Regions from separate parts of the Homo sapiens genome. Here region 1 is linked to region 2. The links are chromatin contacts, found by Hi-C or POLR2A ChIA-PET in ENCODE. All regions are on one chromosome and are shown on one strand. Each heading gives the region's core, a stretch centred on a gene start or an enhancer-like site at or near the end of the contact. The rest is flanking DNA. Distances are from core to core; before and after follow the strand shown.

Evidence for each region. Hi-C counts contacts between places; a loop is a spot of excess contacts on that map. ChIA-PET counts read pairs that join two places held with the same protein, here RNA polymerase II (POLR2A). Pooled maps may share reads with other maps.
Region 1: a loop to region 2 is called in a pooled map, with 2.2 times the contacts of the local background. The contact joins two enhancer-like sites. A Hi-C loop is called at or near these places in 1 of 50 pooled maps. POLR2A ChIA-PET finds 5 or more read pairs at or near these places in 3 of 52 experiments (BJ, H1 and activated CD4-positive, alpha-beta T cell).

Annotation. Positions count from the first base shown.
Region 1 is chr16:69,085,667-69,090,844 of GRCh38, forward strand. It overlaps a transcript of HAS3 not described here. Among named protein-coding and RNA genes, the nearest start is that of HAS3, 17 kb to the right of the region's middle. RefSeq lists enhancers at 3,306-3,535, 3,408-4,285. Within about 2 kb of position 3,910, at least 9 of the 41 ENCODE cell types and tissues checked have a DNase peak (open chromatin) inside an H3K27ac peak, as active enhancers do.
Region 2 is chr16:68,796,442-68,801,685 of GRCh38, forward strand. CDH1 (cadherin 1) reads left to right here. Exons shown (of 16, transcript NM_004360.5): 3 at 5,229-5,244. Among named protein-coding and RNA genes, the nearest start is that of TANGO6, 44 kb to the right of the region's middle. Within about 2 kb of position 3,995, at least 6 of the 41 ENCODE cell types and tissues checked have a DNase peak (open chromatin) inside an H3K27ac peak, as active enhancers do.

The sequences.
Region 1 (5,178 bases), core at 2,660-5,159, 290 kb after region 2:
CAACCTCCAACTCCTAGGCTCAAGCATCAGCCTCCCAAGTAGCTGGAACCACAGGTGCGCACCACCATGCCTGGCTAATTTTTGTGTTTTTTAGTAGAGACAGGGTTTCTCCATATTGGCCAGGCTGATCTTGAACTCCTGGCCTCAGGTGATCTGCCCAACTTGGCCTCCCAAAGTGCTGGGATTACAGGCATGAGCCACCGTGCCTGACCTTTATTTTAAGACAGTTTTGCTCTGTTGCCCAAGCTGGTATGGAGTAGTGCAGTCATGGCTCACTGCAGCCTTGACCTCCTGGGCTCAAGGAATTCTCCCACCTCAGCACCCCCGAGTAGCTGGGATCACAGGTGTGCACCACCATGCCTGGCTAATTTTTAAAATTTTAGCAGAGATGAGGTCTCGCTATGTTGCCCAGGCTTGTCTCAAACTCCTAGGCTCAAGCAATCCTCCTTACTCGGTTTCCTAAAGTGTTGGGATTACAGGCATGAGCTACCATGCCTGGCCAATTTTTTTTTCTTTTTAACAGACAGGGTCTCACTTTGTCACCCAGGCTGGAGTGAAGTGGCATAATCATACCTCACTGCAGCCTTGACCTCCTGGGCTCGAGCAATCCACCCACCTTAGCATCCCAAGTAGCTGGGACCACAGGTGTGCACTATTGCACCTGGCTAATTTTTTTTTGTAGAGACAGGGTCTTGCTATGTTGCCCAGGCTGGTCTTGAACTGCTGGCCTCAAGCAGTCCTCCCACATTAGCCTTCCAAAGCACTGGGTTTATAGGTGTGAGCCCCCACACTGGGCCCTAATGTAATCCTCTTAAACATGACCAAATTATTAAAAATTTTCAGATTTTCTATATTATGTGTGTGTGTGTGTGTGTGTGTGTGTGTGTGTGTGTGTGTATGAATGATAGTCCTTGGGAAAGAATGTTAAAACTTTAGGATAATAAAAGCACAAAAACGGCCGGGCACAGTGGCTTACGCCTGTAATCCCAACACTTTGGGAGGCCGAAGTGGGCAGATCACCTGAGGTCGGGAGTTCGAGACCAGCCTGACCAACATGGAGAAACCCCGTCTCTACTAAAAATACAAAATTAGCTGGGTGTGGTGGCGCATGCCTGTAATCCCAGCTACTCAGGAGGCTGAGGCGGGAGAATCGCTTGAACCTGGGAAGCAGAGATTGTGGTGAGCCGAGATTGCGCCATTGCACTCCAGCCTGGGCAACAAGAGCGAAACTCTGTCCCAGAAGATAAATAAAAGCACAAAAACTTAAACGAAATACACGGGAACAAAAGTGACACTTCCCTACATGGACCCTGTGAGGTGTGTCTTGCCTCCCATCCCCACCCTGCTCTTCTCCCTCAGAGACCACCTTCCCACCTCCCACCGCCCCTTCTGCTGCCGCCTCCACCTGGCTTGCTGAGGCTCTGCTGGCCCCTCACCTTCGGCGTCCTCCACCACCCAGCAGCCTTTCTCCTAGATTCCTCTGTGGCACTCACTCAGCCTTGTGCTTGGTCCCGTGCTGCCTCCTCTCCTTTTTCCCCTTCTAGGCTCTTCCTCCTCTTCCCAGGCCCGCCATCCACCACCCCCTTGCTCTACAGGGGATGGCTCAGCCACAGGAGACATGCAGAGGCCCCACTTGTGGCTACAGCCAAACCCCAGGCTTCTGCCCAAGCTTCAACTGCTTTTTCAGGTTAGACTTCCTGAACATTCTGGAGAGTTTCCCCTCTCTGCTTTGTTTTTCTTCCTCCTTGGCACAAACTTGCCCTTCTCCAAGTTCTCTGTTATTTAATCAGAAATCTCTTAACTTTTGCTTTGCTCCTTATCATCTCTCCACACTCATAATTTCCCATATTTCCCAATCTCCTCTTCCACGTCCCTTGCTTTGTTGTTGCTTTTTTTTTTCTTTTTGTATTTTTAGTAGAGACAGGGTTTCACCTTCTTGGCCAGGCTGGTCTTGAACTCCTGACCTCATGATCCACCTGCCTTGGCCTCCCAAAGTGCTGGGATGACAGGCATGAGCCACCGCACCCGGCTTTTTTTTTTTTTTTTTTTTTTTTGAGACAGAGTTTTGCTCTGTTGCCCTGGCTGGAGTGCAATGGTGCGATCTTGGCTCACTGCAGCATCCGCCTCCCAGGTTCAAGCAATTCTCCTGCCTTAGCCTCCCAAGTAGCTGGGATTACAGGCATCTGCCACCACGCCCAACTATTTTTTTGTATTTTTAGTAGAGACAGGGTTTCGCCATGTTAGCCAGGCTGGTCTCCAACTCCTGACCTCAGGTGTTCTGCCCGCCTCGGCCTCCCAAAGTGCTGGGATTACAGGCATGAGCTACTGCACCCGGCCCTTGCTTCGTTTGTTCACCCCTCTCCTCCACTTCTTTGCTTTCCTATGGCTCTGCCTGCTCATCCACATGTAAGAGCCAGTGTGCCAGGGACTGGGGTGTAGGAAAGCAAACCACAAGCAACGACAACGATTTATCGAGCACCTATTACGTACCAGATGCTGCACTGGGCCCTGAGAACACAACAGTGAACAAAACAGAACTCTTACCCTCGGGGAGAGTTTATGAGGCAGTGGAGGGAGACAGATAACAAATAAGATAAACAATGTCAAGTGGGGCCGGGCACAGTGGCTCACACCTGTAATCCCAGCAATTTGGGAGGCTGAGGCAGGCGGATCACCTGAGGTCAGGAGTTTGAGACCAGCCTGGCCAACATGGCGAAACCCTGTCTCTACTAAAAATACAAAAATTAGGCAGGTGTGGTTGGGCGCGCCTGTAATCCCAGCTGCTCAGGAGGCTGAGGCGGGAGAATCACTTAAACCCAGGAGGCAGAGGTTGCAGTGAGTGAGACTGTGCTACTGCCCTCCAGCCTGGATGAAGAGCAAGACTCCATCTCAAAAAAAAAAAAAAAAAGAAAAGACAAGAAAAAAAAGTAAAGTGGTGAGAGATGCTATGGAGAAAATAAAGTCAGGAGGGAGGAGCGTGGGAACAGTAAGTTGAGATTTGTTGTTCAGAGGTAGCCTCGCTGAGAAGTTGCTATTTGAATAACGATCAGGTGAATTAATGAGCACTAAAATAATGGGGAAAGAGTGTTCCAGGTAATGGGAACAGCAAGTGCCAAGGCCCAGAGGTAAGAGCAGGTCTCAGGAGGAAGGGGTGCTGAAGTAAGAGGATCGCTTGTGTCCAGGAGTTTGAGGCAGCAGTGAGCTGTGACTGCACCTCTGCACTCCAGCCTGGGCAGCAGAGTGAGACCCTGTCCCCAAAATGGAAAAAATAAAAGAAATGCATATAACCATACCCAGCCAGTTTTTTCCCCTCCATAAAAAGGAAGCAGTGATCCCCAGCCCTTTTCATGCCACCCCCCAACTTGGCCTCGGTGGCTCTGTTGTTTCAGCTCCTCTTCTCTGGTAGCAGCAGTTTCTCCTCTTTGGCTCAAAAAGGAGAGCAAGCGTGTTGATCTACCCTGGGTCCATCCACCTGTTTTGTCTCTTTGTCTGCGAGGGTGACTGAATGAAGTGCTGCCTGCCACCTGACTGTGCCTCTCACCCAACTGTTTGCCGCATTGGAGGGCTGGCTACAACATGTGAAAGTGGATCAATTGATAAGTCGAGAGATGAGTCATCTGACCTGTGCAAAACCAGATAAGCTTCTGCAGTCTTTGCACAGAAATCTAAAATCTCGGCCAGAATTTCTGTGGCAAAGGGAGAGAGTCAGAAACCGGAGCTGTGAGAGGTGCCACATTTCCCTGACTATGAGGGGTCTTCTTCCCCAATACGCCCCTTCCCCCAGCAGCAGCTTTGACCTCAGAGGGCCTGGCTGTGTCCTCAGCAAGCTCTGCAGCTACAGACATGCTGCAGTCACATGCAGCAGCCACACTGCAGTGCGCGGCACCTCTGCCTGCCATGCTCCACTCTGTTGGAACTGAATCACCGCTTGGGGGTTGGGAACCTGTGTTGCTCCTTACAATACCCGGTGCTGCCTCTTTCCTGCAGGCAGAGCTCAGGGCTGTGCTCAGCGCCCTCTGCACAGGCTGGCAAGGTGAGAGGGGAATGCAGACCCCACCTTCGGCCCTGGAAAGCTGAAACATCATTAGGGAGGTCATCCCCTGTTGTCCTCCCCAGTTCTTCATAGGGAGTCCGTAGCTCCACGCTACCAGGCCTCAGTTTTTGTGCCCCTCCTCCAGAGTGCCCTCTGCGGTTCTTTGTAACACAGTGTTGCAAGATCAGTGTTTGCATTTCCTTTATTTTGGAAAGTCATTTTCCATCCATAAGCTTGTCTGATTCTCACAACAATCTTGAAGAACAGGGAGGCAGGCTCTTGACATCCTCCCTTGGTGGGATTTGGCTCCAAGTCTGCTGGGTCGCAGCCAGGAGCCTGTTTACTACATCGGAAGACCCTCCATGAAATGTTTTGAACATCTGTTGAATACAATGGAGCTTCTTCCCACAAAGTGAGTACAGAAGTACAAGCCTTTCAAGCAGAGTAGAGTTTGAGATGCAAACTCAGGTACTCACATATACACATGAATCCCAACACGTGGGGCCCACCAAGAAGGCGTTTGTGCTCCACTGACACATGGTCGGCGCTGCCTACCACCTCCCCCGTGCTGGCCCTCTGCCCTCCAGTCTGAGGAGTGGTACAGCCCGCAGGTACAATGCCTGGCTGCTGTGCGTATTTGTGTACATTTTCAGATGATACGTGATGTGACTTAGAACAAGTTTAATGTATCTGTAGTTTGTAATATGTGCACTTGGCACTTTTTTTTTGGAGACAGTCTCTCTCTGTCACCCAGGCTGGAGTGCAGTGGCACAATCACAGCTCACTGAAATCTCTATTTCTCAGGCTCAGGTGATCCTCCCACCTCAGCCTCCTGAGTAGCTGAAACTACAGACGTGCACCACCACACTGAGCTAATTTTTTTTTTTAGACGGAGTCTTGCTCTGTTGTCCAGGCTGGAGTGCAGTGGTGCAATCTCGGTTCACAGCAACCTCTACCTCCCGGGTTCAAGCAATTCTCCTGCCTCAGCCTCCCGAGTAGCTGGGACTACAGGGGCGTGCTACCACGCCTGGCTAATTTTCGTATTTTTTAAAAAGTAGAGACAGGGTTTCGCCATGTTGCCCAGTCTGGTCTCAAACTCCTGGGCTCAAAAGATCCACCTGCCTCGGCCTCCCAAAGTGCTGGGA
Region 2 (5,244 bases), core at 2,745-5,244:
ACTCACATTCCAGTTATGGGACCAGGCGGGCGTGGGAGAAGAAACGGGATCGTCAAAGTGGGACTGTTCCGTGTGGCATGATGGCAATTTCAAGCAAGGAATGTTGCTGAATGCTCAGAGCCTGCCCCAGGACCAAAAGCTTTTCATGAACTTGGGTTTCATTTGTATTTGAACATCAGTCATCTCTCTTGGGGTCCTCTCTTGAAAGCTACTTTTGCCCAGTAGGCTAGAAAGTGGGGCACCGTAGGTTTAATAGCAGCATGCAGGGATGACAGAGTATTAAAAACACTTTTTAAAAGTCATTCTTACTAGTTTTTGTCATGAAAAAAAAAAGAATTCATTCTAATTGTAACAGGCCAAGTAATACAAGGATATATAAGGAAAATATGTTGTTGTTGTTTTCAAACTGCCTCCTGGCCAGGCACAATACTTGTATCTGTAATCCCAGCACTTTGGGAGGCTGAGGTTGGTGGATCGCTTGAGGCCAGGAGTTCAAGACCAGCCTGGGCAACGTGGCAAAACCCCATCTAGTCCTGTAAACATAAAATTACATTTTTTGCTGAAATACAAAAAATACAAAAATTAGCTGGGTGTGGCAGCACATGCTTAAAATAGAGCATGGCACATTAATATTCTACACATGTTTAAAATACTAATAAAATAGGCCAAGCATGATGGCTCATGCCTGTAATCCCAGAACTTTGGGAGGCTGAGGCAGGTGGATCACCTGAGGTCAGAAGTTCATGACCAGGCTTGGCATCATAGCGAGACCCTGTCCCTACAAACAATAATTAAAAATTTGCTGCGGTGGAGTACACCTGTAGTCTCAGCTACTCTGGAGGATGAGGTGGGAGGATGGTTTGAGCCCAGGAAGCTGAGGCTGCGGTGAGCTAGCGTTTGTGCCACTGCACTTTAGCCTGGGTGACAGAGTAAAACCCTTTCTCAAAAAATTAAAATGAGGCTGGGCTCAGTCATTCACTTCTGTAATCCCAGCACTTTGGGAGGCCAAAGCGGGAAGATGGCTTGAGCCCAGGAGTTTGTGAGCAGCCTGGGCAACGTAGTCAGACCCCATCTCTACAATAAATAAAATTAGCCAGGCATGGTGGCATGTACCTGTAGCCCCAGCTACTCAGGAGGCTGAAGCAGGAGGATTGCTTGAGCCCCGAAAGCCAAGGCTGCAGTGAGCAGTGTTTGCACCACTGCATTCCACCCTAGGTGACAGAGACCTGTCTCAAAAAGCACACAAATAAAATTAAATAAAATCTGAATAAAATAGTTCATAAAAGCTAATTGAAGCTTAGTTGAGGCTGCAGTTTTTGATGATGGTGATGATATTGTAATGAAAAGACTTTCCCAGCTGGGCACAGTGGCTCACACCTATAATCCCAGCAGTTTGGGAGGCAGAGGCGGGCAGATCACTTGAGGTCAGGAGTTCGAGACCAGCCTGGCCAACATGGTGAAACCTTGTCTCTACTAAAAATACAAAAATTAGCTGGGCGTGGTGGTGTGCACCTGTAATCCCCGCTACTCGGGAGGCTGAAGCAGGAGAATTGCTTGAATCTGGGAGGCAGAGGTTGCAGTGAGCCCAGATTGCACCATTGCACTCCAGCCTGGGTGACAGAGTGACACTCTGTCTCAAAAAAAAAAAAGACTTTCCCACATGGAGATGGCCAGTAGTGGGGAGTGGGGTCTTAGCTTCTTTTGTTGGGATTTGGTTTTTACACCAAGTCACCAAATAAGTTTATGAAAGGTGGGCATACTGGGTTAAAGAACACTTAGACCCTTGTTAGCTTTATTTTTGTTAGCTTTTTTTATGGGCATGTTGAAATATACCCAGTCCCCGTATTCTGATCCTCCAGTTTCAACATTTTGCCATTCTTCTTTCCTCCCACTTGCTGGGCTCAGAGACAACCCAGCCCTTGCCAGCGTGACAGTGAGCTTCCCAGAGCCTTTCTGGAGCTGAAGAACCTTTCAATCTTTCCTACAATTTCCTATAATCAGCCCAGGGGATCAGGTTGCATGGGGAGATAATGAGTCTTATGAGCACCTGGAATTCAGGTTGGGGCTCCTCGTCATACTGTCACTTCTCAAAGGGTAGGGCTTAACCACCATTAAGATGAGGTGCCCCAAAGCAGGTTAAGTGCCTTGGATCAAGTTATTTGCAAAACCATTTTCATTTTTTCAGGCCGCCACCCTTGGCAAGTCCAATCATGCTTGTCTCAACTTTCACTGTCTAAATTTGGGAAGGCTGGAGAAAGGAATTCAGTGCAGCCTTCATTCCCTGTTTACATGACAAGCCCCTAAAGATGACCTAGTTGCCCCATTACTTCTGCTGGGGGTGGGGGAGGACTCTTTGAAGAGCATCTGGTTTTGCTAGTTTGAAAAGAAATTCCTATTTTAGACTTAAAAGGATGGTATCTGCCCATCCTTTAAGGACTTGGCATTTCTTCTTGATTCTTTCATCATCTTATGGCTCAGCTGTTCAGTTAACAAACACTTGTCTACCCAAATACACAGGAATAATAGTCATCTCTTCTACTTTCATTGCTTTTTAACTTAGAAAATGTCATCCCATTCACTGTCTTGGTCTTCACAAAACCCTAAAGAGGTAGACTCAAACAGTGGTGATAACCTTTATGTTATAGTAGAGAAGGCCAAGGCCCATAGAGGTTTAGCAATTTGCTAAGGCCACCCAGCAAGAACATGGCAGAATCTGGTTTTATAATCCAGTCGCAGACCCTGGGTCCAGCCCTTTTTCCTTGTCTCTGTCTTCCCATCATTTATTACGGCTCCCCCTGCTCACCCCATCCTTTCCTTCAAGTTGCGGAAGTGAGTTGTAGACCCAGTCTAAGGGCTGAGAAGGTAGGGGTTGGGGCATGGTGGTGATTTTTTATTTTTATTTTTTAAACAAACTGGGAGGGAGGGTCAGGTGGGCGACTCTTTGAATGACACAGCTCCCTTCGTATGAACGAGCTCTTCCTGGTTTCGTTGCTCAGTTTATTTGCCAGGTAGCAGACTCCTAGCTATTGCATGGGGTAGCCTCTGATCTCAGTCTTAGAGATCAAGACTGGAGCTGGAGAACCTTTCAATCTTTCCTATAATTTCCTATAATCAGCCCAGGGGATCAGGTTGCATGAGGAGATAATGAGTCTTATGAGCACCTGGAATTCAGGTTGGGGCTCCCTCTCATACTGTCACTTCTCAAAGGGTAGGGCTTTGAATAGATAGATTATAGGTATAATCTATCTATAAACTAATATAATCTTCCTTTTAAAAATAACCAAGGTTGGGGCCGGGTGTGGTGGCTCATTCATGTAATCCCAGCACTTTGGGAGGCGAGGTGGATGGATCACCTGAGGTCAGGAGTTTGAGACCAGCCTGGACAACATGGTGAAACCCTGTCTCTACTAAAATTACATAAATTATTCAGGTGTGATGGCACATGCCTGTAATCCCAGCTACTCGGGAGGCTGAGGCAGAATTGCTTGAACCCAGGAGGCGGAGGTTTCAGTGAGCCGAGATCGTGCCACTGCACTCCAGCCTCGGCAACAGAGCGAGACTGTCTCAAAAAAAATTAATAGTAATAATAATTAAAAAAAAAAAAAAAACCAAGGTTGGCTGGGCACACTGGCTTATGCCTGTCATCCTAGCACTTTGGAAGGCCGAGGCAGGAAGACTGGTTGAGTCCAGGAGTTCAAGACCAGCCTGGGCAACATAACAAGATCCCATCTCTATGAAAATATTATTTAAAAAAAAAAAAACCAAGGCCTTAATAGGGTCTCTCCAGAGAGAGGAAGAGCCAACCATGAGACTAACCCATGTTAAAGGGCTGTCTCAGCTCTGCCATTTAATAGTTACAGGATGTCAGGTAAATTTCTTAACCTCTGTGAGCCTCAGTTTCATCTTCAAAATGGAGAAAATCTGTTACTTCCCCTCTCACCCCCAAACGTGGTCTTATTTTTCTCTGGCAAGGGCAGGGCTATTGGCTTCAGAAATGTTTGCAAGGGTGGCCCCTGATGGAAGAAATGAAAACTGCTGCCTAGGCGTCAGGGATGGCTTCAAGGGCTTTCTGGCAGAAACCTGATCCTCCTGTCTAGCCTTGTAAGATAGGACGGCAGGAATTTTTATAAAAGAGAACTTGGATGAAATAGAAATTCCATCGGACAATTATTTGAAAGGGAGGAAAACAGGCCAAGCTGAGAGTTTCCTAGAATGAATGGTCTTATCGACTGCTCCCCTCTGCCTGGAAGCTTCTTTGAGCCAGGCTTCTGCAAGGCTGGCTCCTTCAGGTCCCAGCTCAGATGGGCCTACCTCAGAAAGGCCTGCCCTCACCATGCAATAGATGTTACATCTTCAGCAAACTCCCTTCTCCTCTGCCACTCTTATATCACCCTCTTTTATTTTAATTTCTTTTTACCTATTACCACTGCCTGAAATTTTAAGTTTCTGTCTTTGTCCATCTCTTCCTCAGTAGTGTAAACTCAATGAGAGCAGAAACCTTAAGTATCTTCGTCACGATTTTGTCCTCACAGTCCAACACAGTGTCTGGCATATAGCTTGATGGTTACCTATTTGAATGAGTCCTTTGAGATTCTAATGTATAGTGTAGATGCTTCAACCACAGCTTCTCCAGTTTTAGAGTATTAATACTTTTTAAAGTTTTAGTTACTTTTATTTATTTATTTTTTGAGATGGAGTCTCGCTCTGTTGCCCAGGCTGGAGTGCAGTGGCGCAATCTCAGCTCACTGCAACCTCCACCTTACAGGTTCAAGAGATTCTCCTGCCTCAGCCTCCCAAGTGGCTGCAATTACAGGCGCCTGCCACTAAACCTGGCTAATTTTTTTTTGTATTTTTAGTAGAGACAGGGTTTCATCATGTTGGCCAGGCTGGTCTCAAGCTCCTGACCTCAAGTGATCTGCCCACCTTGGCCTCCCAAAATGCTGGGGTTACAGGCATGAGACACTGTGCCCAGTCGAGAAGTTACTTTCTAGACAAGATAATATTTTCAATTGACAAGAAGATGAGAAAGAAATCAGAGCACAAGGAAGTCATCCTGTAGTTGTGAAGAACATTATGGTGATAGCTTTGTTGTTCTGTCACCAGATTATGGTTTGTTTTGGTTGTGTTTGGTTTTGTGGGAGTCTTCCCACAAGTTCGCTCTTTGGAGAAGGAATGCTCTTGTCTTTAATCTGTCCAATTTCCTAATCTCTGTGATTTCTGCCCTGCAGTGAATTTTGAAGATTG